Regions from separate parts of the Homo sapiens genome. Here region 1 is linked to region 2. A link is an interaction called in ENCODE POLR2A ChIA-PET data of the cell type or tissue named here. Cell type or tissue: A673. All regions are shown on one strand. Links, peaks and the distances in the headings refer to the core of each region. The heading gives the core; the rest is flanking DNA.

Region 1 (15,011 bases), core at 3,932-11,931, 57 kb after region 2:
TCCTTTAGGGCTGTGTCTGACATGACCGTCATTTCCTCAGTTGGTTATCAGCCTTTCTTCTCCCTTGCTGAGCTGTCAACTGATGCCCCCACCTTCGTCTCAGCCTCTGTTCCGGGGGCTGACTTGACTAATGTGTCCCCAAGTTGCTTGATGACCTCAGACAAGAAGCACAGCAGTGCCTGGCCTCACAGCCCCATCAGCATGGAGGATGACAGTCCCAGCACACTGCTCCAAGGGGCTGTGAGGAATAAATAATAGGCCAATGGCAAAAACACTGGGCGGAGGAATCCTGCTGGAGAGACACTGACACAGTGGAGAGAATGTGTCTGTCAGGCCATTTGCTCCTTACTTTAAAGGCCTGAGTGGTGGCTAGAGCTCTGTTCTTTGTGTTTTACAGAGGGAGATGTTAATGTTCGATTCACTTCTTTTGTGGGTTTTCTCTGGTGCCTGCATGTTCCTTCTCTGCACTGCTGTCAGTCCCAAGCCTGGGGGTGGCATGGGGTCTGCTGCTGTCTTGAAGGATATGTGGGCCCCCAGGGATTTTCAGTGAGGTGAAGGGGTGGGTACAGGCCAATTTGATAGGTGAAATATATATCATTATAGAATATTAAGTTTTCTTTCCTTTCTTTTGAGTGAAATTGGATCTCCTTTCATATGGTAAGAATCACTGAATTTCTTTTCTATGAACTCTTTATGCCCTTAGCCCATTTTTCTATTGGGTTGTTGATGTTTAGTAATTTCAAGGAGCTCTGTATTTGTTAAGGAAATAAGCATTTTTGTCCCTGAAATACGTTGAAAACATTTTTTTTTTGCAGTCTTTTAACTTTTTTTCTATGAAGGTTTTTAAAAAATTTGTGTTGTGGGCAGGTGTGGTGGCTCACACCTGTAATGCCAGCACTTTGGGAGGCCGAGGCAGTAGGATTGCTTGAGGCCAGGAGTTCAAGCCCAGTCTGGACAACATAGTGAGAGCCCATCTATACAAAATTTCTTTTTTTAATTTGTGTTGTCAGGTCTATCTTGTGACTTTTAGATTTTGTGTCACACCTAGAAAAGGCTTCATTCCAAGATTATTAAAAAAAATTATCTTGTGATTTCTACATTGTGAATTGTAGTGTGCTAACAGAGAAATGAACTACTCTTGTCCTTAAGAATAGTTATGGCCTACTATCTTCTCTGAATTTATCTAAAATAATTCTTCTTCCAAGATGACCTAAGTGGCTATCTCTGGATACAGAGGACTGGAAACTATGCATCGGATAGTCTCAAGATATCCTCTTAGCTTGGGCTTGTGGACCCCAAATCAACAAGTATTCTTAGGGGTCCCAGATTTTCACCTTCTGGGGCTGCTGGTAGACATGGCAGTCTTTATATGTGGCAGTGAAAGCTGAAGAAAGATGGTGGGTAGAGGAACCAGAATGTTCTAAAGCTTATGGCCAAGTCTTCTCTCTACTGGATAATATTGGACAGCATGTGGTTTTGAGGTTCTGTTCATCTTTGGATTGACACGTTTTTAGATTTGTTAATTATTCTATCAGGTTACTGTCAGTTTTTTTTTTTTTTTTTTTGGCCAGGGACCTAGTTGGTCTCTTTAAGATAATATTGCAATCTCTGCCCTATTCCATTGTCTGTTTTGGGATTAGTTCTCAATGTTGGTATCTTTTGTTTCTGTGTGACTGGGGGACAGTGTCTCTATAGTTCTTTGTTCTGACAACACTGGAGCAAAGTGGGGTTCAGTGCTCCAGAGACCAAGTCTGAAGTTGGCCTCCGTCAGTCCTTGTCTACTCTTTTTTTTTGAGACGGAGTCTCACTCTGTTGCCCAGGCAGGAGTGCAGTGGCACGATCTCGGCTCACTGCAACCTCCACCTCCCAGGTTCAAGCAATTCTCCTGCCTCAGCCTCCTGAGTGGCTGGGATTACAGGTGCACACCACCACACCTGGCTAATTTTTGTATTTTTAGTAGAGACGGGGTTTCTCCATGTTGGTCAGGCTGGTCTTGAACTTCTGACCTCATGATCCGCCCACCTTGGCCTCCCAAAGTGCTGAGATTACAGGTGTGAGCCACCGCGCCCGGCCCTGTCTAGTCTTAGTTGTCGGTTAGCTCTTGGTTTCCTGTGCGGATGGAGGGGAGGAGCAGAGGAGCAGCTAAGTCCCAAACTTGGAATTAATCATAATACCATGGCTTTGGGACCTTCTAGGCCTCAGGTTGTAATGCCTTTATCCCTTGGGCACTCAGGTCCTGTGAAATTTAGATGGTCCCTGAAATGTGTACATCTGCCCAGCTGGGAGTTGGGTCTAGAGGGGCCAGCCAGCATGGGTGTTTTATCTGGCAGAGCCAAAAGCGTGAAAAGCCACTGGAGTGAGCCCAAGCCTTTTCAGAGAAACCTGAGGCTCCAGTACAGTTTCTGAGTCCAGAGGGACGGAAATGGGATCATCAACAAGGAACAGCCTCAAGATAGGACTTGGGATAAAGTGAGTATAGAATTTGAGAGGAGCGTCTGAGTCTTGCTTTTGTTGGCACAGGTTTGAGAATACATTGGGATGACTTAAAGGCAGAGGTTGAGATGGACCCCCAGAGACACAGGCAGCTGTAAGGAATGTCCCAGAAGCAGAAGGGTTAAAAGTGTGTGCTGGGGACCCCAGGATAGATAGAGCACCTCTTTGCTGGGAGCAAGGGCCCTTCCTCACATGCACTCTAGGGAAATCCTGGCCTTGTCTAGCTACTGATTTAAAAGGCAGTGGGTTAGACACTCTCTTCACAGAGGAACTCGAAGTCCAGTGACTTCTTAGAAGATTCTGGGAGAGGTGCTTGTGGTTATCCAGGCCAGTGGCTCTGAACAAGATGATGGATCAGAATTACCCAGAGAGCTTTATCAAATACTTTGCCTGGATTCCAGCACTCAGAGATTTTTTTTAAATTGAGTTAAAATTTATATACAGTAAAAATAGAGATTTTTGACTCCGTAGGTCTGGGGTTGGGCTGGGACAGGGTTATTTCAAGAAAATCACCCTGGGTAACTTCAATGTACATCTCTAGTTGAGAACCTGATTTTCTTCACTTCTAAACTTTACTGGTGGGGAGACTGAGACCTGAGGGGTTGTTCACGGTAGAGGATGGAGCCAGCGGACCCGTGAGCTCCTGTTGGACCACAGGCCAGAGCCCAGCATTCCTTCTTGTGGCCCACAGCTCTTTCTACTGAGTGACTGCCATCATTAAACTAACGAGTAACTGATGGGGCCACAGTAAACCTGTTTGGCACTTCTTCCCGCCTAATTTAGACAGATGTTTCCAGGTTTGGGGCATGTTGCAGTATAGTCCTAGATTCCTGCCCTGCACAGGCTGTGAGGGTGTTCATGTGAGTCAACCGATTGTAGGTCAGTGAACCCTGGTCGCCAAAGCCCTTGCCTGGGAGGAGCCAAGTTGGTCATGAAAGGCAAGTGCTATGTCCTGTTGCATGTCTTTTAGTAAGTACTGGGAGAAGCATTTTCCAGGCTTGATTCCAGAGAAGCAATGGAATTCCAGTACCATTGTTTCCACCACCACTATTATTACCAGTGAACCCACTGTGTGCTTGGATGAATTATCTCATGTAATCCACCCTTGGCAGTGGGAATGGTCATTTATCCCATTTTACAGATAAAGAAGCAGCTCAAGTAACATGGCCAGGGTCACCCAGCTGGCTGGTTAGAGCTGGAGTTCAAGCCCAGGCAGAATGACTACAGCTCCTGGGTGCTTCGCCACGCTGCTTCACGGCTTTCCAGAGCGCCAGATCTGGAACCGCGCTGCTTCACGGCTTTCTAGAGCGCGAGATTTGGAAGGTCTTGCAGAGCAGCATCCCCTAAATGGCAGGTTCCAGGAAAGATCTTTATGGGAAATGTGAAAAGCAGCGATGGAAAAATATGTGGATACACAGAGCTTCCAATCCCCTTCTTGGAGGGTCACAGTGTACACCATCATGCTGGAGATTTTGAGAAGAATGGCAGTTAGGAAGTCTGTTTAGCTTTGACTAACCAGCAGGTCCCAACTTAACTTGACATGGAATGCTCCTTTCTACATTATCCTAAATGACTTACAGACCATTGTTTCCCAAACACCAGTTGGGGAAACGCCATCATGGCTCATAAGTCTAATGCTCTCATTTTCAGTGGACACATGGGACCCAGGGAAGGGAAAGGACTTATCTAAGGCCCAACACAAGTGCACTGCGAGGCTGGGGAATCTCTGCAGCCTGATTTTTGTCAGGACAGCCATCTTTGGGAGTACCTGGAATCCTGATGGGAGCAGATAGATGATAACCCCTATGAGACTCCTTAGCTCTAGGCCTTTGTGAAGGTAGCAACAAGATTCTTTTTTTTTCTTTTGAGACCGAGTCTCACTTTGTCACCCAGGCTGGAGTGCAGTGGTGTGATCTCAGCTCACTGCAAGCTCCGCCTCCCGGGTTCACGCCATTCTGCTGCCTCAGCCTCATGAGTAGCTGGGACTACAGGCGCCCACCACCATGCCTGGCTAATTTTTTGTATTTTTAGTAGAGACAGGGTTTCACCGTGTTAGCCAGGATGGTCTCGATCTCCTGACCTTGTGATCCACCTGCCTCACTCTCCCAAAGTGCTGGGATTACAGGTGTGAGCCACCGCGCCCGGCCCAAAAAGATTCTTTTTATATGTAGGCATACGCAACCGCAAAGGAGATTTGGAGGAGCTTTGGATAGTTCCTCTTTCCCAGGGTAATGATGGGAACCTCGAGCCGGTGGCCAGGGAAACAGACTGAGCTTGTTGGGTCTGGACTCCTAGCCCTGCCCACACGGCCTCTCCTGCGGGCCATGCTCATTCCTATCCTATGTTGACTCCCTGGGCCCAGCCATCATACCCACATATCCTAGCCCTTCATTCAGCCTGCAGATTCCTTTCAGTCCCTGGTAATGCAGTTGATCAAAATTTGTTTCTAAGCAGCAAGTCTCCATCAGCTGATTATTATAGAGGTTTGTTCTTTCCAGTGTTCTTGGCAAAATGCCTCCCAATATTTACTTATTAACTTGAGAATTGGTTTTTGCCTTCCCGTCGGAGAACTCTGCCACTCTTGTCTGCGTTTCTCGAAGCAATTGATATTCTCAGTGGTGAGGGGAGGGATATTTTGCTTCCTGAGATGAAAGAGTGACTTTCATTGAAATGGCTGTCAAGAACTGCGGGTGCCATGACCTTGTGAACACTGTAGAACGGTTCTCTGGTGATAGAGGTGTTCATAGTTGAAGGTTTTGTTGTGTGTTGCATAATAGTTACGAGCACTGAAAAAACACTGCCTGGGTTTGAATGCAGCCCTGCCACTTAGTAGTGGAAAATAATACTATCAGTTTGTGAACATTAATTGAATTAATATATGGAGTTAGATGATACCTTACACGGGATAAGTACCATGTAAGCGTTTGCTGTTATTGCTTTTGTTAGGGTGGCTTCGGTTGGGAAGTTTTTACATCCCAGCTCCCCTGACTCCCAGGCCCTTGAATATTTGTACCCAAGAGGCTTTTCTTACTGTGGATATAGCATGGCCTAGAACTTTCTTCAGGCCCCTGGCCTTCCGGGATGAAGTGCCCGGACAACTTGTTCCTGACTGACTCTTTTTTGAAACTCAGGGGGAGTGGGAAGAGAAGTTCGACTTTGCATGAGTCTTCTCTTTGAATCTACTTCCTCCTTCAAGTTACTCATCCTTTTTATGAATCACCCATGCCAATATTGCTCCCTGAGTTTGCATCCCTTCCTTCCCAAGCATACTTCTGAGATGTTTGTGTCAGTACTTGCTCCATGGTCAGGAAATGCACCTTAATTTTTATAACCCAAGCCAGACAGAATTGAGTAAACCTCATATATGCTCTATCCCCAAGCCTCAGTTGAGTGGTTATTGGATTATCTTCTGTTGTGAATAAGTCACACTTCTGCTAGTCCGATTTCATGGATAGGGGAGAGCCGAGGGTGAAGCCCGATTAGCGTGTGAGCCAGGCGCAGCTGAACTCAGCTTGTCTCTCCAGCTCGTGCAGAAGTTAACTGGTGGGTGAGGCCAGTAGAGCTCTTCCCTAGCCTTGGGAAGGAAGCCTCTGGTTCGCTTTTCCATAAGCTGCTGGCCTAGAGGGGAATGTGTGAGACTAAGTGGACAGTGTTTCTGGAGAGAGTATTTGACCAGTTGTGTCAAACGCTGATGGCAGGTCAGTAGGATGAGGACTAGATTTAGCAATGTGAAGGTCATTGGTGACTTGAACAAGCAGCTTCGCTGGAGCAGAGAATTGTGATCCTGAGCGGACGGGATATATAGTTGTCTTTTTTATAGGACTTTAATTTGTTTAGATAGTTTCAATTTTTTGCCATTTTATGATGCCATACTATGATGCTTGTGAACATCTTTAGGTACATAGTGTTTCTTAATATTATTTCCCAAGGATACTTATCAGAATAACATTTCACTATAATGCCACTAATATTTGGTTCTCAGTCTGTCCTTTGAAGACACTTTGAAATAACATAGCTTTTTTTTTTTTTTTTTTTAAATTGAGACTGAGTCTCACTCTGTTGCCCAGGCTGGAGTGCAGTGGCGCGATCTTGGCTCACTGCAGCCTCTGCCTCCCAGGTTCAAGTGACTCTTGTGCCTCAGCCTCCCGAGTAGCTGGGACTACAGGCGTGCACCACCACGCCCGGCTAATTTTTGTATTTTTAGTAGAGACGAGGTTTCGCCTTGTTGGCCAGGCTGGTCTCAAACTCCTGATCTCAGGTGATCCACTGGCCTTGGCCTCCCAAAGTGCTGGGATTACAGGCGTGAGCCACTGTGCCTGGCCACATTTTTGTTGTAAATAAATATCCCAGAGGAAAATGGAGACTAGCTGCTATTGTTTTAAGTTACAAGCTAATTGAGCCATGAAAACTCATTGCCAATTCAGTACCAAGAGGTGCAGAAGATAATTGCCTCGGTGCATATTGATTTTTTCCTATCCAGGGTGGTTATGCTGTGAGGTAATTGACAACACCGGGTTTTAAAAAGGATATACTAGTCCCAGTGTAAAATATTTTTCCTCCTGCTAACTGCTCTGCCTGTCCTCAAATGTGCTACTTTTTTTTTTTTAAAGGAAGTGACAATTAATGACTTGTCACTTGTTCAGCCAACATTGATAGCCAGTTTAGTCTTGTCTCATCCAATATTCCTTATTACTTTGGCATTTTAATTTGTACAAAGCCGTTTTCAGTTATCTTCTTTTCTTATCCTGTTACATTTGCTTTTACACGGTTGGGTCTCCTGAGTTTGCATCCCAAGCAAGTTAAAATTCCAGGCAGGTTATTTTTTCAGATTTAAACAGAGAAGGCAGAGGCCTCCTTTCTCCCTCCCTATGTTTTCATCGCCTGCCTGACTCATCTCTGGTCTCTTTCTCCGCCTATCTGCCTGTGTTATGTTTTCTTCCCCTGAGATCTGTTGCTGAAAGGCTGACTGCAGGAGCAGTGCTCAGCTCTGAGGGGGCATACCTATTGCCCCAGGGGTACTATTTGTACATGTCGGGGTTGTTGGCCCAGTAGTGATGCTGGCGGGGATGGGGAGGAGGCAGGACCCTGTAGGCTGTGGGGAATAGGGCAGGGTGAGTGCCACAGGGCTAGGGAGCATCTTGCCCTGCTTCCTGCCGCACCCTGCAGGATGGCAAGGCCACTTTCAGTTGGCAGAACTCTGTTGTCCTATAGGACAGATGCTAGCCACATGTGGCCATTTTTGTTTAATTAATTAAAAGTAAAGAAAATTAAAAATTCAGCTCCTCAGTCACACTAGCTGTATTCCAAGCGCTCAGTAGCCACATGTGACTAGCAGCTACTCTATTGGACAGTGCGGGTGCGGAGCGTTTCCATCAGGCACAGGGTTCTGCTGGACGGCGCTGTCCTCCAGGGCTTGGCTGCTTCCTGGGTGATTGAAGAAGCCAACATTGAGGGGCCTTGGAGACTGGCAGTGGCAGGTGACCTGGGCAAGCAGGCTGCAGCCTCGGGCTAGCCTGGAGGGAATGGCAGTGCCAGGCAGGGAGACTGAGGCAGTGAGGAGAAAGAGGGACTGTGACTTGGAGGTCCTGACCAGGCTCAGGCTCACTGGAGCTCATTGGATACTTCAATGCAACAGGACTGTGTCTAGACCATGGCAGGTGTGGCTGGCGGTGCTGAACTCCTGCAGGCCAGAGGGGTGAGCCTGCTGGAAGGGGCTCCAGCTGGGGTGCAGGAAGAGCATTCCCAGCACGGCACTGCCCGGGCCCTCCGAGCTGTTCCTGAGAGCTGTATGAATGGAGTTCCCGGGCTGGGCAGTAGGGGAACTGCCAGAGTGAAGGGACCAGGGCACAAAAGCTTTTCATTCATGAATCTCTTTCATTTACAACAAACCACGGGTAGCCTCTCCCCAGGGATCTAGATGGTTCCAGGAACAAAGGAACACACAGAAAAGAGAGTCCTTTTATTTTTTTAAAGCTGAAAGAGGCTCTGTCCAGTGGAAGAACTGCGGCCACTTCTCAGTGGGACTTCTGACTGGAACAGTCTTAGGCGCCTGAGCGACTCTGAGGAAGGAATCCGTGGTGGTCACCCCTGGGGAAGCCAGGCCACCTTCTCAGAGCACTTCAAGCCAGGCATGTCTTGCTGGTAATAGCAATGACATTGAGTATGACTGTAATAATAATAACTGCTAATACAGAAGGCTTACTGAGACCCAGGCATTGTTCTAAGTGCTTTATATGAATTCACTTAAGAGAACATTTATGAGAACGGTAGCCAGCTTTATCACTGGAGGGTTCTCAGTGGCCCTCCATAGCATTTAACGTCAACAACCATTGTAGTAACAGCTGCTGTTTTATGGTTTAAAGAGAATTTTTATGTACATTGTCCTTTTAAAAAAAAAACCCAGCTTTGTTGAGGTACAGTTTATACCATCACATTCATCCATTGCAAATGCACAATTCTGTGGTTTTAGTAAATTTATAGGTTTATGTAACCACGACCACAATTCGGTGTTAGAACCTTTCCATTCCTCCAAATGTTTCCTCTGCTTGTTTGAAGTTAATCTCTGCTCCTACCCTAGCCATGGGCAATCACTGATCTGCTTTTTGGTTCTCTAAATTTGCCCTTTCTGGTAATTTCATGTAAATTGAATCATATAATATGTAATCTTTTCCACCTGGGTTCTTTACTTAGCATAATGTTGTTCTTGAGGTTCATCCATGTTGTAGCATGTATCAGTCATTTATTCCTTTCAATTTGTTACACAGTGTTCCATTGTGTGGCTGTCCCACGTTTTGTTCGTGTGTTTGTTAGTTGATGGACGTTTGGACCGGTTTCACTTTGGAGCTATTATGAATAATGCTGTCGTGAGCATTATCTTTGTGTGAACATATATTTTCATTCTTATTGGGTAAATTCCTAGGAGTAGAATTGCTGGGTCATATGGGAAATTTATGTTTAACTTTGTAGGAAACTGCCTGTTTTCTCAAGTGCTTGTACTCATTTATATTCCCTTCTGGGAGGCATGAGGGCTCCAGTTTTTCCACAACTTCTCTAACATTTGCTATTGTCAGTCTTCTTACTACAGCCATTCTGGGAGTGTATAAAGGTATCTCATTTAATTTGCATTTTCTTAAAGACTAGTCAGGTGAAGCATCTTTTCATGTTCTTGTTAGCCCTTTGCATATCTTTGGTGAAATATCTGAATAGATATATAATTGAGTTGTTTATATATATATAATATATATATTAATTGGGGTGTTCGTCTTCTTATTACTGAGTTGCAAGCATTCCTTATATAACCTGGATGCAAGTTCTTTATAAGATATACGATTTACAAATATTTTTCTCCCAGTCTGTGGCTTATTTTCATTTTAATATTGATTTATTTTTTATGCACAAAATTTTTAATGTTGAAGTTCAGTTTATCAATTTTTTTATTGTATGGATAGGGCTTTTTGTGTCATTATCTAAGAATTCTTTGCCTAACCCAAGGTCAGGAATATTTTCTCCTGCAACATTTGTTTTCTAGAAGTTTTATAGTTTTAGCTATTACATTTAGATCTATGATCCATTTTGAGTTAATTTTTATGTATGATGTGAGATAAAGGTCCAAATTCTTTTCTTTTATTAATTTTTTTGCATTTGTATATCTAATTGACTGTCCTTTACCCGTTGAATTACAATAGTGATAAGTAATAATAATTACCTTCACATTTTTGTTGAAAATATATTGACTATAAATGTGAGGATTTATTTCTGAATTCCCAATTTTATTGCATTGATCTATAAGCCTTTCCTGTGCCAGTATCACACCGTCTGGATTTCTGTGGCTTTGTAGTTATTTTTAAGATCAAGTAGTGTGAATTTTCCAACTTTGTTATTATACAAAATTGTTTTGGCTTTTTTAAGTTTTTGCATTTCCATATACATTTTAGGATCAATTCATCAATTTCTACCAAAAAGTCTGCTGGGATTTTGATAGTAATTTACATATCAGTCTGGGAGGAATTCCCATCTTGACGGTGTTGAGGCTTCCAATGCATGAACATGAAATGTCTCTCCACCTATTTAGATCTTCTTTAGTTTTCTCAGCAGTGTTTTGCAGTTTTTAGTATGCGAGTCTTGTACTCCTTTTATTAAGTTTATTCCTAAGTATTTTATTATTTTAGGAATGGCTTTTTTTTTTTTTTTAGACGGAGTCTCGCTCTGTGGCACAGGCTGGAGTGCAGTGGTGTGACCTCCGCCCACTGCATCCTCCACCTCCCGGGTTCAAGCGATTCTCTTGCCTCAGCCTCCCAAGTAGCTGGGATTACAGGCGCACACCACCACTCCTGGCTAACTTTTTTGTATTTTTAGTAGAGACAGGGTTTCACCACGTTGGCCAGGCTGATCTTGAACTTCTGACTTTAGGTGATCTGCCCACCTTGGCCTCCTAAAGTGCTAGGATTACAGGTGTGAGCCATCGTGCCTGGCCAGGAATGGATTTTTTTGAATTTCTTTTTTTGATTGTTTTGTTGCTAGTATATAGAAGTGTGATTGATTTTATATCCTGAAACCTTGTTAAACTCCTTTTTCTGTGTGGATTCCTTGAGATTTTTAACATACAGGATTATGTCATCTGTAAATAAAGACAGTTTCCTTCTTCCTTTCCAATCTGATGCTTTTAATTAATCAATTGCTTAGTTAATTCATTTTATTTTTTGCCTTATTCCACTAGCTAGAACTTCTAGGACAGTGTAGAATAGAAATGGCAATAGCAGACGTCCTTGCCTTGTTCCCAACCTTAGGAGGAAAGGATTCAGTCTCTCACAATTTACATATGACAATTGTCTGTGGGTATTACATTAATTTCAGATGTTATACCAGCCATGCATTCCTGGGATAAATCTTCACTTAGCTATTCTATGTAATTCTTTTTGTATTGATAGATAGAGTTTAGGAATTACAGTTTTCTTGTGCTCTCTTTTGTCTCATAGAATGAGTTGGGAAGTGTTCCTTTTCTGAAAGATTTTTTTGAAGAATTGATAAATTGTTTAATTTTTTTTTTTTTCTTGAGACAGAGTCTCACTTGGTTACCCAGGCTGGAGTGCAGTGGCGTGATCTTGGTTCACTGCAACCTCTGCTTCCTGGGTTCAAGCAATTCTACAACCTCGGCCTCCCAAGTAGCTGGGACTACTGGTGCATGCCACCACACCTGGCGAATTTTTGTATTTGTTTAATAGAGGCCGGGTTTCACCATGTTGGCCAGGTTGGTCTCAAACTCCTGATCTGAAGTGATCCACCTGCCTCAGCCTCCCAAAGTGCTAGATTACAGGCATGAGCCACTGTACCCGACCTCAAACATTTTAAATTTATTGAGACTTGTTTTGTGGCCTAGTATGTAGTCTGTCTCAGGGAATGGATGTTCTGTGTGTTCTTCAATGTGCAGAATGTGTATTTTGCAATCATTAGGTAGAGTATTCCATATATGTCAGTTAGGTCAAGTTGCTTGATTGTATTGAGTCTTCTGCATCCTTGCTAATATTCTGTTCCATCAATTATCAAGAGTAGGGTATTGAAATCTCCAACTATAATTGTTGAATTCTCTATTTCTCTTTTCAATTCTGTTGTTGCTTTATGGATTTGGGAGGTCTATTTTTAGGTGCGTATGCATATGTAATTCTTAAATCTTCTTGATGTATTGGCCCTTTTATAATTTTAAAATGTCTCTCTCTAATGATCTTGTTGTAAAGTCTGTTGTGTCTCTTGTTAATACAGCCACTCAAGCTATTGTATAGTTATTGTATGCATGGTATAGCTTTGTCCATTTTTTTAAACTTTAAACTTGTCTGTGTCTTTGAATCTAAAGTGTGTCCTTTGTAGATAGTTTATGCAGTTGGCCCTTGAACAACATGGGGATTGGGGTGCCAACCCCCCATAACTTTGGACTTCCCCCAAAGTTAAATACTAATAACCTACTTTTGACTTGGTTCCTTACCAATAACATAAACAGTCAATTAACACATATTCTGTATGTTACATATATACTGTATTCTTATAATAAAGTAAACTGGAGAAAAGAAAATTTTTTAAAGAAAACCATAAGGAAGGGAAAATATATTTACTATTCATTAAGTAGAAGCAGATCATCATAAAGATCTTTATCTTTGTCATCTTCATGTGGAATAGAATGAGAAGAAAGAGAAAAGGAGGGATTGGTCTTCTTTCTGAGGGGTGGCAGAGGTGGAGGAGGTGGAAGGGGAGGCAGGAGAGGTAGGCACACTTGGTATAACTTTTATTGAAAAAAATTCATGTTTAAGTGAATCCACACAGTTCAAAGTTGTATTGTTCAAGGGTCAACTGTAGTTTAAGTATACTTTTTAAAAATCCAATCTGATAATCCCTGCCTTTCTTTAAGAGTGTTGAGATCATTCATATTTAATATAATTAATTGATTTGGCTGGGTTTACATTTGACATTTTGTTATTAGTTTTCTATATGCCTTCTTTTTTGTACCTCTGTTATTTTTTGATTGCCTTCTTTTGTGTTAAATAAGTATATTTTAGTGTACCATTTTAATTCTTCTTTTGATTTTTTAACTGTATTTTTAAAGTCATTTTTTGTGATTCCCTAGGGCTCACAATATGCATTTTAATTTATCACCATTTACTTCAGATTAATAACTTAATTCCTATAAAACAGAAAGTTTGCTCCCGTAAAGCGCCATTCTTTCCCCCTTCCATACTATTATTTTCATATTTATTATGTTTATATACGTTATAAACCCAACAACCCAGTGTTGTAATTTATGCTTTATCCAAACTTACACATCTTTTTAAAAAGTTAAGAAATGAGAAAAATATATTCAATCTTTTATATTAGTACATATATTTAAAATTTTTGGTGCTCTTCGTTTCTTCCTGTGGACACAAGTTACCATCTGCCATCATTTCCTTTCAGCCTGAAGGATTTCATTTAGTTTTTTTTTTTTTTTTTTTTTTTTTTGAGACAGAGTCTCACTTCGCCACCCAGGCTGGAGTGCAGCAGCATAACTCGGCTCACTGCAACCTGTGCCTCCTGGGTTCAAGTGATTATTTTGCCTCAGCCTCCTGTGTAGCTGAGACTACAGGTGCACGCCACCAAGCCTGGTTAACTTTTGTATTTTTGGTAGAGGTGGGGTTTTACCATGTTGACCAGGCTAGTCTTGAACTCCTGACCTCAAATGATCCACCCACGTTGGCTTCTCAAAGTGCTGGGATTACAGGCATGAGCCACCATGCCCAGCCTCATTTAGTATTTCTTATAAGGTAAATCTGCAAACAGTTTGTTCTCTGTCTTTGTTTATACAGAAATGTTCTTTTTTTTTGCATTTTTGAAGAATTGTTTTGCTAGATACGGAATTCTTGGTTGATGTTTTCTTTTTGCTTTTTGCTTTCAATACTTTATGTCATCACATTGCCTTCTGGTCTCCATTGTTTCTAATGAGAAGGCAGCCATTAATCATATTGAAATGCCTTTGTACATAATGAATTGTTTTTCTCTTGCTGCTTTCAAGACTTTTTTCTTTCTCTTTGTCTTTCACAGGTTTGATTATACTGTGTCTAGGTATAGAACTCTTTGTATTTATCCTACTTGGGGTCTGTTGAGTTCCTTGGATGTGCAGATTAATGTTTTACATCAAGTTTGGGAAATTTTCTGTCATTTTTTTCTACAAATTTTTTTCACCTATTTTGTCTTTCTCCACTCCTTCTAGGTCTCCCATTGCATGTATATTGGTATGTTTGAAGTTGTCCCACAGGTGTCTTGGTTCATTTTTCTTTGACTTTTTTTCTATTCTTCAGACTGGATAATTTCTATTTAATCTATGTACAAGTTCATTGATTCTTTTGCCATCTTGAATCTTCCATTGAGTCCCTTTAGTGAGCTTTTCATTTCAGTTATTGAACTAACTCTAGCATTTGTCTGCTAAATCCAACATCTGAATGCATTAAAAAATAGTTTTGATTAACTGCTTTATTTCCTGAGTGTGGGTCACACTTTCCTATTTTTTAAATCTCTTATAATTCCTTTTTTGTTGAAAATTGGATGTTTTGCTATTATATCAAACTCTGATTTCTGGTATTTTCCCTGTAATGGTTGTTGTTGCTGTTTTGTTTGTTTTGTAACTTGTCTGGGACAAGTTATGATGTCTGTCTCACTTGCAATGTGTGGTCATTGATGGCTTTGCTTAGTACTTTTTTAAACTTTTGTTTTTATTTTAATAATTTGGTTTTTATTTTAAAATCAAATTAAACCCTGGATTCCTAGAGGTTGCCCTGGTGTCTGTGTAGCTTAGTGGGCAAGTCACATGTGTTACTCTATAAATGGAAATAATATAGTATCCACCTCATAAAGCTCTTGGGAAATTTGAATAAGTTAATCAATGTAAATCACTCAGTGTAGGGACTGGCACATAGTAAGTGCTCAATGGATATGCGTATTCTTATTCTTTGGTATTATCATTGTGTGAGGAAAATGAGGCTCAAAGAAATCTAGTGACT
Region 2 (15,011 bases), core at 2,837-10,836:
GGCAGTCGGCGGGGCTGCGGCGGGCGGTCATTTCCTTCCTGGGCCGCCGGTAAACCGGCTTTGATGAGCCCTTTGGACAAGGCGGGGCCGAGCCGCTGGGACGGGCGATGCGGCAGCACGGTCGGAGGGAGGCTGCGTGGGAGGCCCGTCGCTCCTGCCTGGTCCTCCCCGGGGCCCCAGCCACATCCTTTCCAGTCCGCCCGGTCCCCGTCACACCCGGCGGGCCTCCGCAGCCAGTGTGGGAAACGTGTCTGTTGGAGCCGCGTGGTGGGGGTGGCCCCTCGGTATCCTGGCGCCGGTGGGGAATTTGGCAAAAGACCCGAGGCCGCCAGAGGCCGGCTCCGGGGGCCGCCCTGGTGCTGGGTCTGTCCCTGGCGCTGGCCTGGAGCCCGGCGTCCTTAATTGCGGGAGGGACTCGGATGCCACCTTACAGGCCTGTCGCACGCGACTGTCCTCGCGGTGAGATGAGGGCTTCCCAGGCCTGTACCTGGGGCGGGAGGCCTCTCCCTGGGAGGAGGAGCCCGGCCGCCTGCTTGCTGGAAGGGCCGCCTGGCAGGGCCCGAAGGCCTCCCTGCTGCCCTTCCTCACAGCCTTCCCATCCAGGGCTCTTATCTTTCGCCCTGGGACCACTCACACCGTCGTGTGGGTTGTGGAAGACAAGTCAAGATGACCAGGGCCTTACCCGCAAGCCACAGGGACCTTGACTTCACGGCTCTGACTCTGAGAGGCCACTCTAACTACTTGCCTGTTCTGAGCAGTGGAGCTAGGCCTCATCAGCTGACAGAAAGCCTGCTGTTAAGTTAATGTGTTTTAAATTAAGGCCATTGGTTTTATTTATTAGGGCGATGACTGTTAAGCAGCCCCGATTAAGCCATCCTCTGCTGGTGGGACTAGTCTCCCAGAGGCTGGCCCCTGCGGCCCTGCTCAGGCAGGCCTGGGGATAGCACAGCTGTGCTGCCGGGATAACAGATGAAATGAGACAGCTCACAGCCTGGCACATGGCAGGTGCTTGGTCAACGGTGGCTGCTAATAATGGTACCGGAATAGGTGTGTTGGGAACTGACACCCTGCTGTTGTCACTCTAGAAAGCGCATACCTGTTTATTCACCATGCTGATACCGTTGATTCAGTTGGAGGGCAGTGCAGCTAGCTTGCAAAACAGCTTTCTGGCCAGGTTTATTTCCGGTGTCCCCGTGTTCTTGCAAGTCTTCAATTCTCCAAACTACGGTGTTTTTTCCTTCTCTGACACTCCTCCCTCCCCTACCTCTTGGCAATATATTGTTTGCCTCTCTCTGAAAGCACAGGATGCCTTAGCCTTATTTGATGTTCAGGGGCATCCACACTTTCTCTTTCCTGCTGGAAGGAAGAGGCTCATCTTCATCACGTCCCTTCCCCAGGGGCCCTAGCCCTACCTGGCCCTGGACAGAGGCTCTGCAGTGCTAGCCGGCCTGTGCTCTGGAGTGGGAGCTGCTGCTTGTCAGGATGATGAAGCCTTTGTAGTCTTGTGTAGATGACAGAGTCGCCTCTATGAACGTTCCTTAGTTTCTCGAAGGTTCCAATTCAAATTTGTTTATAGTAAATGGTGCACAATTATACAATTTCTGGTCAAATTTTGATGTTTTGTTTCCCTCTTACTGGTTTTTGATTTGTTTTCTTGGTCTGATTGCACACAGTAACTGTTTATAGTCATTTTTGGGCATCAGCCAAGTGTAAGCTGTAAATGACTTAAAAAGGCCGGGCCTCTGGGGAGACGCTCATGGATCCACATAGCCCCACATACTCCCAGAGCCTGCTCCTATGCCTGGCTGCCACACTATCCCCCTGAGTGGGGTCTCTAGCCTCACCCTCTGTGGCTGTTGCCTCACTGAAGGCTGTGAGGTGGCCCTGCTTTTGCCAGAGCATCACAGCAGCCCAGGATGTGACCTCTGTGTGACCGCTCAGGTGGCCAGGCTCCCTGAGTCCTGGTCAGCGTGGGATTCTGCAGGGGCTTCATAGGCTCAGCAGGTGGATTTGTCAGTCTGAAAAACCTGCACAAGATCAGGCATAGTGCAGGCTTTGCTTAGGGCACCCTTGGCCACCTGCTGTCTAGGGGGTAGGAAGACACAGGGTCGAGGATTGTGGGTGTGCCGGGGCTGCTTTGTGAGGATGGAGAGGCTGGCTGGGGGGCAGGGAGCTTGGAGGATATACACCCATGATACGTGGGTAGCATGTGACCTGCCCACCTTAGAGATGAGGGAACTCAGGCAGCTGGAGCCACAGACTGGCTCTGTCTTCTGTCCCTGGCAGGAGAGTCATGACCAGAAGATGGGGCAGAGGGGGGCAGCTGGGGTAGGGCGGCCTGGCTGGGTGAGTGTGTGGCTCTCTGGGTTGGCAGAGAGTCAGCAGTAGCCAGGACTCTGGAGCGGGAGCCACAGGGAGAGCTACGGGGCCCGTGCCGGCCCAGCCAGGATGTACCTGGCTGCCATGGTGATCCACCTGGCTGGACTGCCTGGGGTTGTGGTGTACCCCGGCCACTTCCCATCTCTGGGACTTTGCTCAGGGGCTTCTTCCCCGGATCACCCATTCCTCCCATCTTCATCTGATTAACTCGCCTTTCATGATGAAGCTCGGACGGTGCCAGTTATGTGGGGACCTACCTCTCACCTCCACCCTGGTGAGCCCCTTTCCCCTGGCTCCTGCCGAGCTGACACTGGCCCTTCTGCCAGCTGCTGGGGGATGAGCACTGTGTCTTATTTCATTCTGTGTCTCCAGGATGTAGTGGCGCAGGGCCTGGCATGGGTAAGACTGCATAGGCTCGCACACTGGAGGAGCTGGATGCCAACACGGTGGGCAGTGGGGTGTGAGTGCAGCCATGGAAGGCCGGGGTGGGATGGCTGGGCACCGATGCCCGTCAGATGTCCTGTGCACATGCTGCTCAGACTTGCGGGACATGGCGTCCTTGGCCGCTTACAGAGGCCTCAAGCTTGTAAAGAAAGCTTCCCGGTCCCTCTTGTCACGGGTTCTCCTGCAGAAAGTCATCCAGCCTGACACTAGCCATGAAGTGTCAGCGGTGTTTTGGGTTTTGGAACTGTCCCCCTTGCATTACCATGAAGAAATGCTGATGCTGGCCCTTGGGAGGTACAAGGGGCTTCACTTGTCTCCCTTACCTGAGAGCCCTGGGAAGGTTGCTTGGTCTGCCTAGAGCCCCGGCTGGCAGGCAGTGCCCTGGGCAAGCTCTTCAGCCTGCACCTGCCCCTGGGCGCTCACTTCAGCTGGAGTGTGGTGGACAGAGTCCTGCCCAGATGTTATTGATCCTGAGTTCTGGGTCTTCCTCTGACCCTGGCTTCTGTTAGCAAGGCCTTCTGATGTCTTTGCCTCAGTTTCTCATCATAAGAGGAGTGGGGACGCTCCGGCTCTGAGTAACAGTCTGTTCTCTTCCAGGCGTGTATAAACAGTGCTGGGGGCTTACAGAGCTCATGCCCTTTCCAGACCCCATCCTGAATGTGCGGGTGAGAAGTTGCGGGGTGTGAGGAGGCTGCTCTTCCCCTCTTTCTGGGATAATCCCTGGAATGACCCTAGGTGAGGCTTCCGTGCTGACTTCCCTTCCGTCCTCTGGGAGGTACTGGTTCGTTTCTCGGGCCCTGCCCTGTGCAGGGCCGCACCTCAGGCCTGCGCGGAGCATGAGGGCGAGGGACTTGGAATGACCAGAGCTGTCTCAGGTTTATCGTCACCGTCAATGAGCCACAGTTGCCACCATCGCAGGAGACCCTGGGTGGCAGGCACCATGCTGGATCCTGCTTTTCCTCCCTCATTTAACCTTGGAGCAGCCAGGCCTGTGAGGGGTAGCTAGTCTCCCCTAGGAAGAGGCTGCACAGATGAGCTTGCTCGGAGCCATGATTGGAGTCCGGCTTGCTGATTCTTCAGCACTCTGCCCGATGCCTGTTGATTTTGGCGGTTTGTTCTTGTCCCTCCAAAGCCAGGAATGCTCTGTGAGAGCTGGGGCCCCACCAGAAGGGTTCCCACGGTGCCCCTGTGCCTGCTGCTGGCTGGGTGGCCTCTTCCCCTGGTCAGCTGGGTGGCACAGAACAGGGGAATCCCAGGGCTGCCCGGGGTGGACCTTCCCTCCCTCCTCCAGGAGCTGCCCATAGAACAGCAGGGAGCCTCTTTCTAGGAGGTGGGATTTACAGGCTGAGATGTTGGAGCCCCACCTCCCTCATTTAGCTGCAGAAGAGGTCTGGGTTGGAGGGAGTCCAGACTCTGGTCCTGGAGTTGAGTCTATTCATGTTATCCATGAGAAAACGGGGGCCCAGAGAGGCCAAGCAACTTGCTCAGGGCCACACAGCTGCTCAGTGGACAAGGGAGACTGGGAGCAGCTCTCCTGTGCCCTCTCTGGTTCCCTGCACTCATGGTCTCCCTGCCTGCCTTCCCTTGTGTTCGGAAGCCAGTTCTACGCTGTGCTTGCTCTGTGCGCCGGTTTGTCTTCTGTTTTGGTTTCTAGCCTGACACAGCTTTTGGATCTCACCCACTTGTGACTCCCTGCAGTCGTCTGTGTTTTGTGGACAATGAAAGGCTTTGCTCCACGTCCACTGATCGGCTGCTCCAGAAGGAAGCTTTGCAGCCTCCTCAGCTGCAGGCCCAGAGTCATGGCTCCCTCCAACCCATTGCCTGGCCCTGCTCAGCCCACTTGGATGGAGCTGAGTCCCCAGCCCGACTGGGTCCTGCTGGGGGCTGAGCTCGTGGGTGCGAGCCGTGTGGGGTAGGGAACCCCGCTGCTGTCTCCCACCTGGCTCTGCACTCCTGCAGCCCCAGTCCTGCCGTGACTGTCACAGGGATCTCCAGGCCTGGTCGGCGGCTCCCTGTTGTGCGAGCATGGTACTCGGAAACCGCCTTTTCTGCTGGTTTAGTCCGACTGAAGCTCCTTGCTGAGGGACTGCATTCCCTCTGCAAACCTATGGCCTTATGGGTCTTTCTGATGCTGCTGTTATCCCCTGCTCTGTCCGCAGTGCTGGTGAATTTCCCAGCCTGGGGCAGTTGGGGACAGGGTCCGAGTCTGACTTCTTTCTCTTTCCTGTGCAGCGGGTGTGGGAATGGGCGTGTGTCTCTTGAATGAGTATGGTGTTGGCTACAGATGGGCCGCTTTAGATCCTGGCTCTACCTCATCTTTCTGGGAGGTGGGGGGTAGTTGTTTACATTCTCTGAACCACCTCCTCTCTGTAGCAGGGGCCCAGTCCTATCACCTGCCCCAAAACATTGGTGTGAGGGCGACGTTAAGTGACTGAATGTGCACAGCGCAGCTGTTTGTGCTTGACGCGTGCTAGGTGGACCCTTAGGCACTGCCCTGGCCCCGTGAAGGCCCTGCAGGTCTGTGTCCCACCCTTGGTGGCTGTGCCCAGCTTTAGCATGCCACCTCATGGTCCTGCTCAGTGGCTCACCTGCTCACCCTGTGTCAGGTCCCAGCCTGGCGCAGGTGGCTGCCCCTGAATCTGGGCCTTGCGAGCCTGTTGCCTGGATGCCCAGGTTCCAGATGCTTCACCTTGGGAAACAAAAGAGCAGTTTTGGCACAGAGATCCCGCAGCCTACAGACTTAATTATGCCCCGTGGACGTGCTGAGCAAGAGTGAGAGGGTGACTGAGCCTGCAGAGGGCTCTGTGTGATGCCATGTGGCCCCCAGTTTCCTCACAGGGGAAAAGGAACAAGCTTCCGGCTCAGGGAATGGCTTCCCAGGAGCAGATGGTACTTTGAAAATCACCTCGTCAGGCTTCGAGCCTGCGTCCTGTGGTTGGGAGGGTGAGGGGCGTGTTGTTTCTGCTGCTGACCCCAGTTTCAGGGCAAATTTAACCTGTGGTCAGTGCAGGGTGGGGCTTTGGTCCCAGGCCCTGGGGCTGAGGCCCTGGAGAACCTGCCAGGCCTGGGCAGTCACTGCTGACGTCTGTGGCCAGAGTCTCCAAGCGCTGAGGGCCCCCTGGGGCCTGATTTATGGGGGTCTTTGGGGGACTTGTTCCAGCCTGGAAATGTGAGAGGGAAATCTCCCCACCCCAGTGGGGGTGCCCCCTGGTGCACAGCTGGGCAGTGGGCACCCCCGTGACTTGTCCGAGAGCACCGTTTCCCTCTGGTGTTACCCTTTAAAACTCACTTGAGGGAAGAGTGATTGGCTACATAGTTGAATTTGCTGAGCAGCGTTTGCAGAGGATGTAAACTGCCAGGTAGGCTGGCCCTGCTTACTGGTCTCTTCTTTGGGCTCACTGAGTGACTGAGTGGCTTTCGCTTTGATCAGAAATGTGAACAGGCCGGGCGCGGTGGCTCACGCCTGTAATCCTAGAACTTTGGGAGGCCGAGGCGGGCGGATCACCTGAGGTCAGGAGTTCGAGACCAGCCTGGCCAACATAGTGAAACCCCGTCTCTACTAAAAATACAAAAATTGGCCAGGCGTGGTGGTGGGCACCTGTAGTCCCAGCTGCTCGAGAGGCTGAGGCAGGAGAATTGCCTGAACCCAGGAGGCGGAGGTTGCAGTGAACCAAAATCACAACACTGCACTCCAGCCTGGGAGACAAAACTCCTTCTCAAAAAAAAAAAAAAAAAAGAAAAAAAAAGAAATGTGAGCAGTTGAAGATTTTAGAACTGATGTGGCTCTCAGAGAGTTGGGAGACATTTTAAGGCAAATGCAAAATGAAAACGTGTCTTTTGCTTAAGGCTGTGTCTTAAGCAGGGGCCTTGGGAAATGAAACGGGATCTTGCCGCTTCGCCTCCTGATTTCTGGAGCTGTTGACTTCTCAGCCTTTTTCTGTGACATGTGCAGCATCTGGACCTGATTTACGGGAGTCTTTGGGGGATTTGTTCCAGCCTGGAAATATGAGAGGGAAATCTCACTGCCCCAGGAGAGGAGTCAGTGCTTAGGGCAGCCTTCCCTGGGCCCCGGGGAGAGGGAGGGTCCAAGAAAAGGGCAGGAGAAAGTGCTTGGAGAAAAGCGGGCAGCTGGGGTGCAGTGCCTGGGCTCCACGGAGAGCCCTTTGTGACTTGCTTCTCCAGGTAGTGGAAAGCTGTAAATCTCATTCAACAAACCGTCTTCATTTTCCCACGTTCCCTTGAGCCCTTGTTTCTTGCAGGCCTAATTTGGATAGAGCAGGGGAATTTTGTTCTCTACTCACGTTACTGAATAGGGGACCCACCTGCGGTGGCGTATGCCATAAACGCCTCCCCGCCTCGCCGCCCCTGCCCTGTCTCCAGCTTATTGTTCATATCACTGTAGCATACGTTATAGTCATATTTCTTTTGTAACCTGAGCTGTGAGTTTCTGTTTTTTTCACACAATAAATAACACCACAGTGAATCTCTCTCTCTCTCTCTCTCTCTCTCTCTGTGTGTGTGTGTGTGTGTGTGTGTGTGTGTGTGTGGTTTTTTTTCTTCTTTTGAATTGTTCCCAGGAACCTTCCTTGATTCTCCACAAGAAACACTTCCCAGTCCTATGTGGTCCTGTTCCCACAAATTAACACATGTGAAGATCAGGTCTATCAGGGCTGCTCCTCAGTGCCCACTCTCTTGCCTCTTCATTATAAAGAATTTTTCCTGCTAATTTATATTACACAGCCCCGCTTTTTGCCTCTCACGATATATTTTTTAGATGTTAAAAAATTTTAATTCTAAAATAAGCCAAAACAGAAAAATGAAAACAAAAAAAGTAACAGATATCTTTGTTTCTACTGTGTAAGTTAAATAGGTGCTAACATTTTTCTCTATTTGCTTAAGATTCTTTTTTTAAGGAAATAAAATATTATAGACGTAGCTAAAGCTCACTCTATTTCTTCTCCATCCTACTCCCTCCAGAGGTATTTACTGTCACAAATAAGAAGTTGGTGTTTTGTGCAATTTGTATGTTTTTAATTTTTACCACATATGTATGCATAAAATATATATGTATTACTGCTTTGTATGTTTTCAGCAGTTATGTAAACAGTCTCATATATCCATTTGACATTTCATTGTGAGTATGAGATTTCATAGCCTTATGATTTTGAGATTTATCTTTGCTGATACATGGAAGTCTTGCCCTGTCATTTTAATTGCTGTGTAGTATTTTATTGTGGGTGGACCTCCGTTTACTCATTTGCCTTCTGAGAGATGGCCGGGTGGTTCCCCTGTTTTGTCACTCCCACTACTGTGAACACCCAGGCGAACAATGTGCTTGAGGCTCTCCAGGGTCACGCCTGGAAGGGGCTGCTGGGTCCTGGGGTGTGTGCATCTTCTGCTTTGCAGGACCCTGGTGAGCTCCCCTCCAGGTGGCTGTTCCCCTTCCCATTCCATGTTCTCTTGAGCACTTGGCGGAGACTCCCTTTTATTGGTGTGGGTCTTGCTGCCTTTGAGGCAGGAGGTAGTAGAGGCTTGGGGGCAACTTTGGAAATAGGATAGGAGGGAAACTTTGAGAGCAGACCTGCGTGGCTCCTTTGTGCCACCTCAGACTTCCTGGCTGTGCAGACACTGGGGCCAACCTTCCGAGAGCGTTCAGAGTCTCTGTGGAGGGTAGAGAGGAGGGTGCCTCCAGCTGCAGGCGGAGCAGCCCCTCACTGAAGTCTGGACCCGGTGCTCAGCGCAGCTTCACAGGCGTCTGTCCTGGCCTCACTCCCTTCATGGGCAGGTGCAGGGCTGTATGAGAAGGGCCGGGGGCCTGGCTTCTGGGCTGGCTCCTATAGGGACCTGCTGCCTAACCTGTGGATAGCCCCTTTCCACCTGGCTGGGCCCCGCCTTCCCTGTCAGAAACACATGGGGTCACATGAGTGATTTGGGTGACCGCTTGGCTCTACCCATATTGGTCATCCACTTGATTTTTGCAGTTAGCAAGTGGTCTCTGCTTTTCCTAACCATGGTCTGCTAGGCTTGAGCCTTGGGGAGCCAGCAGGTGGGGTGGAGGTGGGGGACCTGCCCGCGGGGCAGCAGGGGCCTCGTGCGAGGATGACTTGGCTGTCTCCTTCCTGCAGCTGTGCTCAGTGAGATGGTCTGTGCTTTCATGTAGCTTGAGGGAGTCCTCAGATCCCAGGGCCGTCTGGCCAGTGCACATTTATGCCGACAGAGGGAAGCCTAGGTTGGTCCTTGTGGGTCATTCACAAAAGCCAGAGGCAAACGAGTGCTGCTTTGAGATGAGCATTTTTAAGATCCATGTAACCCCGTCCAGTATTGCTGCTATCTGAAGCCATCATTCAGCCTGGGCATCTACTATGTGCCAGGTGCTGTCCTGGGAACTTGGGTGTATCAATGAACAGAAGAGACAGAACAGGTGAAAAGTCCCTGCCTTGTAGCGCTTACATCCTGGCAGGAAGAGGACTAGATGAGCTGTTAAAATGTCTCGTTTGCTGCCTGGGAGACAGTGAAGTAGGGGTTCATAAAAGGTTAGGTTTCATTTCTTTGTTCCATGAAAAGCAGATGAATAAATCATATAGTATGTTAGCAGGTGAGTACATTATACCGTGTGTCAGCAGGAGAAGAGGACCAGGAGTATGGGGGTGGTTGCAGTGTTTTTTTTTTTTTTTTGAGATGGAGTTGCACTCTTGCCGCCCAGGCTGGAGTGCAGTGGCGCGATCTCTGCTGACTGCAACCTCTGCCTCCTGGGTTCAAGTGATTCTCTGGCCTCAGCCTCCCAAGTAGCTAGAGTTATAGGCATGTGCCACCACGCCCAGCTAATTTTTGTATTTTTTAGTAGAGACGGGGTTTCACCACGTTGGCCAGGCTAGTCTCAAACTCCTGACCTCACGTGATCCATCCACCTCGGCCTCCGAAAGTTCTGGGATTACAGGTGTAAGCCAACACGCCCGGCCAGTTGCAGTTTTTAATTGGATGGGCAGGGAAGCTGTCACTAAAAGGTGACATTGAGTGAAGACCTGAAGGAAAGAAGGAGCTGGCTGGGCAGCCCTGGGGAGGAGCATCTGGGCAGCAGGTGTGAGGGGCTGCTGTGTCGGAGGCTCAGTGCAGTGTGGCCTGGGTGAGCACAGTGGACATCAGTGCCAGAGCTAGCAGGAGGAGGGCAGCTCCCAGCCTGCATCAGAGTGAGGATTCCAGCTTTGACTGGGTCAGAGGAGGAGGGCTCTGGCCTCCGTGTGGAGAGTAGAATGCTGGGGAGACCCTTAGGAGGCCATCACCCTGGCTCTGGGGAGAGAGGATGGTGCTTGGCCTGGGGAAGCTGTGGTGGTGGTGGGTGGTGGAGGGATTCTGGATCCATCAGGAAAGGGCCGCTACTAGGTTGGGATGTTGAGGTTTTCTCCACTAGAGTTTATTTATGCGTGGACTTGAAGTATGTGACATCAAGAGGGCTACAGACCACACGTTTACCTCTTTTGACAGCGCTTGGGTTTGTAGTGAGCAGGCTCAGTGGGAGCTGTGCCCCTTAATGAAGGAGTCAAATAGGACAAGTGAAGCGAGGGCAACCCTTGTGCCTGAAAGGTTGAGTGTGTTCTGGAATCGGCGAGACGTGGGCTGAAATCTGGGCTTTGGCCATCGACCTAGTCACCCTGGGCAGGGACCTTCCCCTCTCTGGCCACGACTGCCTCCTTTCCACGGGGCATGGTTATGGTGAGGATGAGATGAGCTCATGTCCATCTACGTTGCTGCCTGACATGTTTCCTTTCTTTGTGATCCCATGAAGAGCAGGTGCCAGTGTGCCATGTGCCTGTCACGTGCCATGCGCCTGGTGTGAGCCGCGTGGCCATTGTGTGCTGATGTGAGCCGTATGCCTGATGTGAGCCCTATGCCTGTTTTATACAGCATGGTGCTGCTTAGAGAAGTGCCAGATCCTGAACATCGCCTGGTGGGTGTAACCTTTTGAAGTTACAGGAAGGGATTTAGTTAGAGGCTTTAGATGAGACATTAGGTGAATTAGGTGAGTAGGTTCTGACGTCAGGCGGGGAAATCAGCGTGTTGAACTCCCCCTGGCTGCTGGTGCCGCACTTGGCCTTTTAAACAGTGTCTCACCCACAAAAGGAGGCGATGGATGTGAATAGGGCATCTACAATTCCGTCTGCATGTTTCCTTCCTGCATTTTCCCAGTGCCCTAGAGCTGTCTGCAGTATTACCTACTTAACGTATATTTTAATTTGGCTCCTGTATTAGTCCATTTTCACGCTGCTGATAAAGACATACCCGAGACTGGGTAATTTATACAGGAAAAAGGAGTTTGTTTTTTGAGACAGAGTCTCACTCTGTCCCCCAGGCTGGAGTACAGTGGCGCAATCTTGGCTCACTGCAATCTCCTCCCTCCGAGTTCAAGCGATTCTCCTGCCTTAGCCTCCCGAGTAGCTGGGATTACAGGTGCCTGCCACCACACTCAGCTAATTTTTGTATTTTCTTAGTAGAGACGGCGTTTCACCCTGTTGGCCAGGCTGGTCTCAAACTCCTGACTGCAGGTTATCCACCCGCCTTGGCCTCCCAAAGTGCTGGGATTACAGGTGTGAGCCACTGCGCCTGGCCAAGGAAAAAGGGCATTTTAATGGACTTACAGTTCCATGTGGCTGGGGAAATCTCACAATCATAGTGGAAGGCAAGGAGGAGTGAGTCATGTCTTACATGGATGGCAGCAGGCAAAAAAATAAGAGAAACTCCCGTCTTTTGTGGTGGTGTTGTTGTTCAGGGAAGCGGGAGCTGTGCAGGGAAACTCCTCCTTACGGAACCATCAGATTTCATGAGACTTACTCACTTTCACAGGAACTGCACGGGAAAGACCTGCCCGCACGATTCAGTTACCTCCCGCCCAGTCCCTCCCACAGCAGGTGGGAATTCAAGATGAGATTTGGGGAGAGACACAGCCAAACCATGTCAACTCCTTTTTCTTCTTCTTTTCTCCTTAGCCCCTCCTGAGGTAGTATCTGTTGAAGTCAAAGTTCTAAAGCTTTCTTCTTAGTACTTTGCACAACAGTATAAGCCTGTAAGTATCTAAGTGGTTGGTCCGTGTGCCCACAGGACGCCCTTTTGCACCCCTCTGGATGTGTGTGTACCAATCTCAGCGAGCACTGGATGAGCGGCTTTGTGAAACCCAGGAGAGCAGGCAGCCTTGGAAAGTGGCTGATAAGGTTTGGCTGTGTCTCCACCCAAATCTCACCTCAAATTGTAATCCCCACGTGTCAGAGGAAGGGCCTGGTGGGAGGTGATTGGACCACAGGGGCGGGACTTCCTCCCTGCTCTTCTCGTGAGAGTCAGTGAGCTCTCAGGAGATCTGCTGTTTGAAAGTGTGTAGCGCTTCCCCCTTCTCTCTCTCTGTCCTGCTGCACTATGGTGAGATGTGTCCCTTCCGCCGTGATTGTGTGTTTCCTGAGGCCTCCCCAGCCAGGCAGAACTGTGAGTCCATCAAACCTCTTTTCCTTATAAATCACCAAGTCTTGGGTCCTTCTTTACAGCAGTGTGAGAACAGGCTAATACAGCAGCTGAGCCTGCCCTGGGGTCGGAGGGTTCGAGCCTGGCAGGGCTGTCTGGGGATCATGGCTCTCCCCCTTGGGCTCCAGCTGTGTCCCCAACCCAGAGAGCCAGGAAGGAGGTGGGGGGCCATTCGGAACTGGGGCTCAATGCCAGTTTCAAGAGAGGCCGGCCCCTAGAGGAAGCTGTGCACGAGGGTGAGGTGCGGAAGATGGGGACGAGCCTCCCGGCCCAGGCCACCTTCCTGCCTGCGGGACAGAATCTGGCTCAGTGCCTCCTTTGGGTGTTACTCATGGTAAAACTGCAGTGTTCTTTGGAGGTCATAGGTCATGGGATGGTTCCCACACGAAAAAAGGACAAATCGAGGAATCTGGCTAAGAAGCCTTCACGGCCCTCCCACCGCTCGGCTTGGTGAATACGTGGACTGTGACCGACCACCCTCAGATTTCACAGTGAAATCCTGGAACGGCCGTTCGCCCTCTTCTCCCATCTCACCTCCTTCTTGTCTTTCCCTCGCTGCCATACCTCTTCCCCTCCTTTTTGGGGTGGAACACATTATTTTGTAGAAAAACGGCTTCTACTGTCCGGAAAATTTAGTATTAAATGTCAAAAAGCAAAACATGATTTATAGAAAAGGTGAATTAGGGAATGCTTCTACCCACTGTGCAAGGATTATTTCAAAAAAGTTCACTCAGAGTATTCTTTAGTGAGTGCCAAAAACAGATGGTGAGTGACTCCGTGCATTTGTAATGTTTCTCTGTGGAGAGACAGAAATTGGGACCAGGAGGCTGGAGCGGCAGGTGGCGAGTGGCGCCGGGAGTCTGGGACTGGCTCTCTGGCTGTGGCTGTGGGGGCTGGATAGACCGTGTTAAAGAAATCCTGGATTTATGCTTGTGGAACCCCTCAGCCTGTGTCACGGTGTCTGGAAGGCCATGTGGCCACATTGTAACATCACTGTTGGCTGGTCATGAACACACAGAGAGTCCAGAGGATAGCACAGACCCCTGCTCACCCCCGCCTCTCCTTTGGAGCTGCCTTGTGGTTTATTCCTCATCAGCCTGGAGGAGTGTCCGGGGCTCACCCCCTCTGCCTCTGCTCACTGCTCATTCCTCTCATTTTTCCCCTGAGTCTTGCTCTCCCTCCAGGGACATGGCTCCATCCTGCTGGTTTGCCATAGTTCCTCATGGTCATCCTGGAAATTCATCTGGAAGGCCCGTGTGTTTGAAGGTCCACAAGGTGCCGTACCTACAAGACAGACACACTGTGTATTGCTGTGCTTACACGGTCTTCGTCTCTGTATCTGCTTGCCAAAGACCCTCTTGCCATTGGAGGTGAGGAAGACACGAGCAGGGTGAGGGGAAGAAGAACAGGTCTGGCCACACTTGGCACAGAGAGGGCACTGGATCCTTTGCGCAGGTCTTCTTTCTTCCAGTCGTGACAGCCTTGTCTTCCTGGGGACCGATGCTTGATTGTTGCTCTGTTAGGAGCGCCTGAGTCAAAAGCAAATTGAGATTTTGAAAGAGAGAAGGGGTTTATTTTAGCCATTTATCCTCCCTTCATTACAGGCAAGAAAAAACCTGGTGTAAACACCAGTGTGCTAGATGGAGAAGGAGGCGAAGAGAATAAATCAGCAGGTGTGTGTGTGGTTGTGTTGTCTTCTGTATTAGACCATTTTTGCGTTGCTATAAAGAGATATCCGAGATTGTGTAATTTATTTTAAAAAGAGGTGTAATTGGCTCATGGTTCTGCAGGCTGTAGAGAAGGGTGGTGCCAGCGCCTGCTTCTGCGGGAGGCCTTAGGAAGCTTCCGGTCATGGCGGAAGGTGATGGGGAAGCAGGCACATCACAGGGTGAGAGCAGGGGCAGGAGAGAGTGGAGGCGGGTGGAGGTGCCACACACTTCTTTCTACAACCAGATCTGCCGTGAACCGCCTGAGCGAGAGCTAACTCACATCCAAGGAGATGGTGCTAACCATTCATGAAGGACCCGCCCCCATGATTCCGTACCTCCCACCAGGCCCCAGTCCGGCGTTGCGAATCACACTCCAACATGAGATTTGGAGGAGACACACATATCATCCTCTCTGCCTCTTCCCACTCCCACGTGAGGCAAACACCCGTAGTTCCTTCAGCTGCCGCTCAAATTAAATGGCTTCTGGACCCCTTGCCTCCTTGGGACACTCTAGAACAGGTGTGTCCAGTCTTTTGGCTTCCCTGGGCCACACTGGAAGAAGATGAATTGGGCCAGGTGCAGTGGCTCATTCCTGTAATCCCAGCACTTTGGGAGGCCGAGGTGGGCCGAATCACTTGCAGGAGTTCAAGACCAACCTGGCCAATATGGTGAAACCCCATCTCTACTAAAAATACAAAACTAGCTGGGCGTGGTGGTGCGTGCCTGTAATCCCAGCTACTCAGGAGGCTGAGGCAGGAGAATCGCTTGAACCCGGGAGGCAGAGATTGCAGTGAGCCAAAATCACACCACTGAACTCCAGCCTGGGTGACAGAGCGAGACTCCGTCTCAAAAAAAAAAAAAAAAAAATTTTCTTGGGCTACACATAAGGCTGAAGAGCAATGGTGCAATCTTGGCTCACTGCAACCTCCGTCTCCCAGGTTCAAGCAATTCTCCTGCCTCAGCCTCCTGAGTAGC

The links. Peaks named below come from ENCODE experiments on the same cell type or tissue, not always from the same donor. Only the 100,000 strongest peaks of a DNase experiment are listed, where the experiment ranks them.
Region 1: POLR2A ChIA-PET joins it to region 2 with 13 read pairs; 6 of 35 experiments call an interaction of 5 or more read pairs at or near these places.

The regions. Positions count from the first base shown.
Region 1 is chr3:195,188,959-195,203,969 of GRCh38, reverse strand. The region is part of intron 2 of XXYLT1 (xyloside xylosyltransferase 1); the gene reads left to right. Among named protein-coding and RNA genes, the nearest start is that of XXYLT1-AS2, 49 kb to the right of the region's middle. In A673, for the core only: no CTCF peak of the experiment used is centred there; DNase peaks (open chromatin) are centred at 5,879, 7,396 and 8,369; H3K4me3 peaks cover 746 bases; H3K27ac peaks cover 4,530 bases.
Region 2 is chr3:195,245,052-195,260,062 of GRCh38, reverse strand. All of the region lies in intron 1 of XXYLT1 (xyloside xylosyltransferase 1), which reads left to right. Among named protein-coding and RNA genes, the nearest start is that of XXYLT1, 19 kb to the left of the region's middle. RefSeq lists silencers at 1-467, 3,790-3,964, 8,168-8,217 and enhancers at 5,722-6,509, 7,299-7,348. In A673, for the core only: no CTCF peak of the experiment used is centred there; DNase peaks (open chromatin) are centred at 4,182 and 6,792; H3K4me3 peaks cover 838 bases; H3K27ac peaks cover 4,634 bases.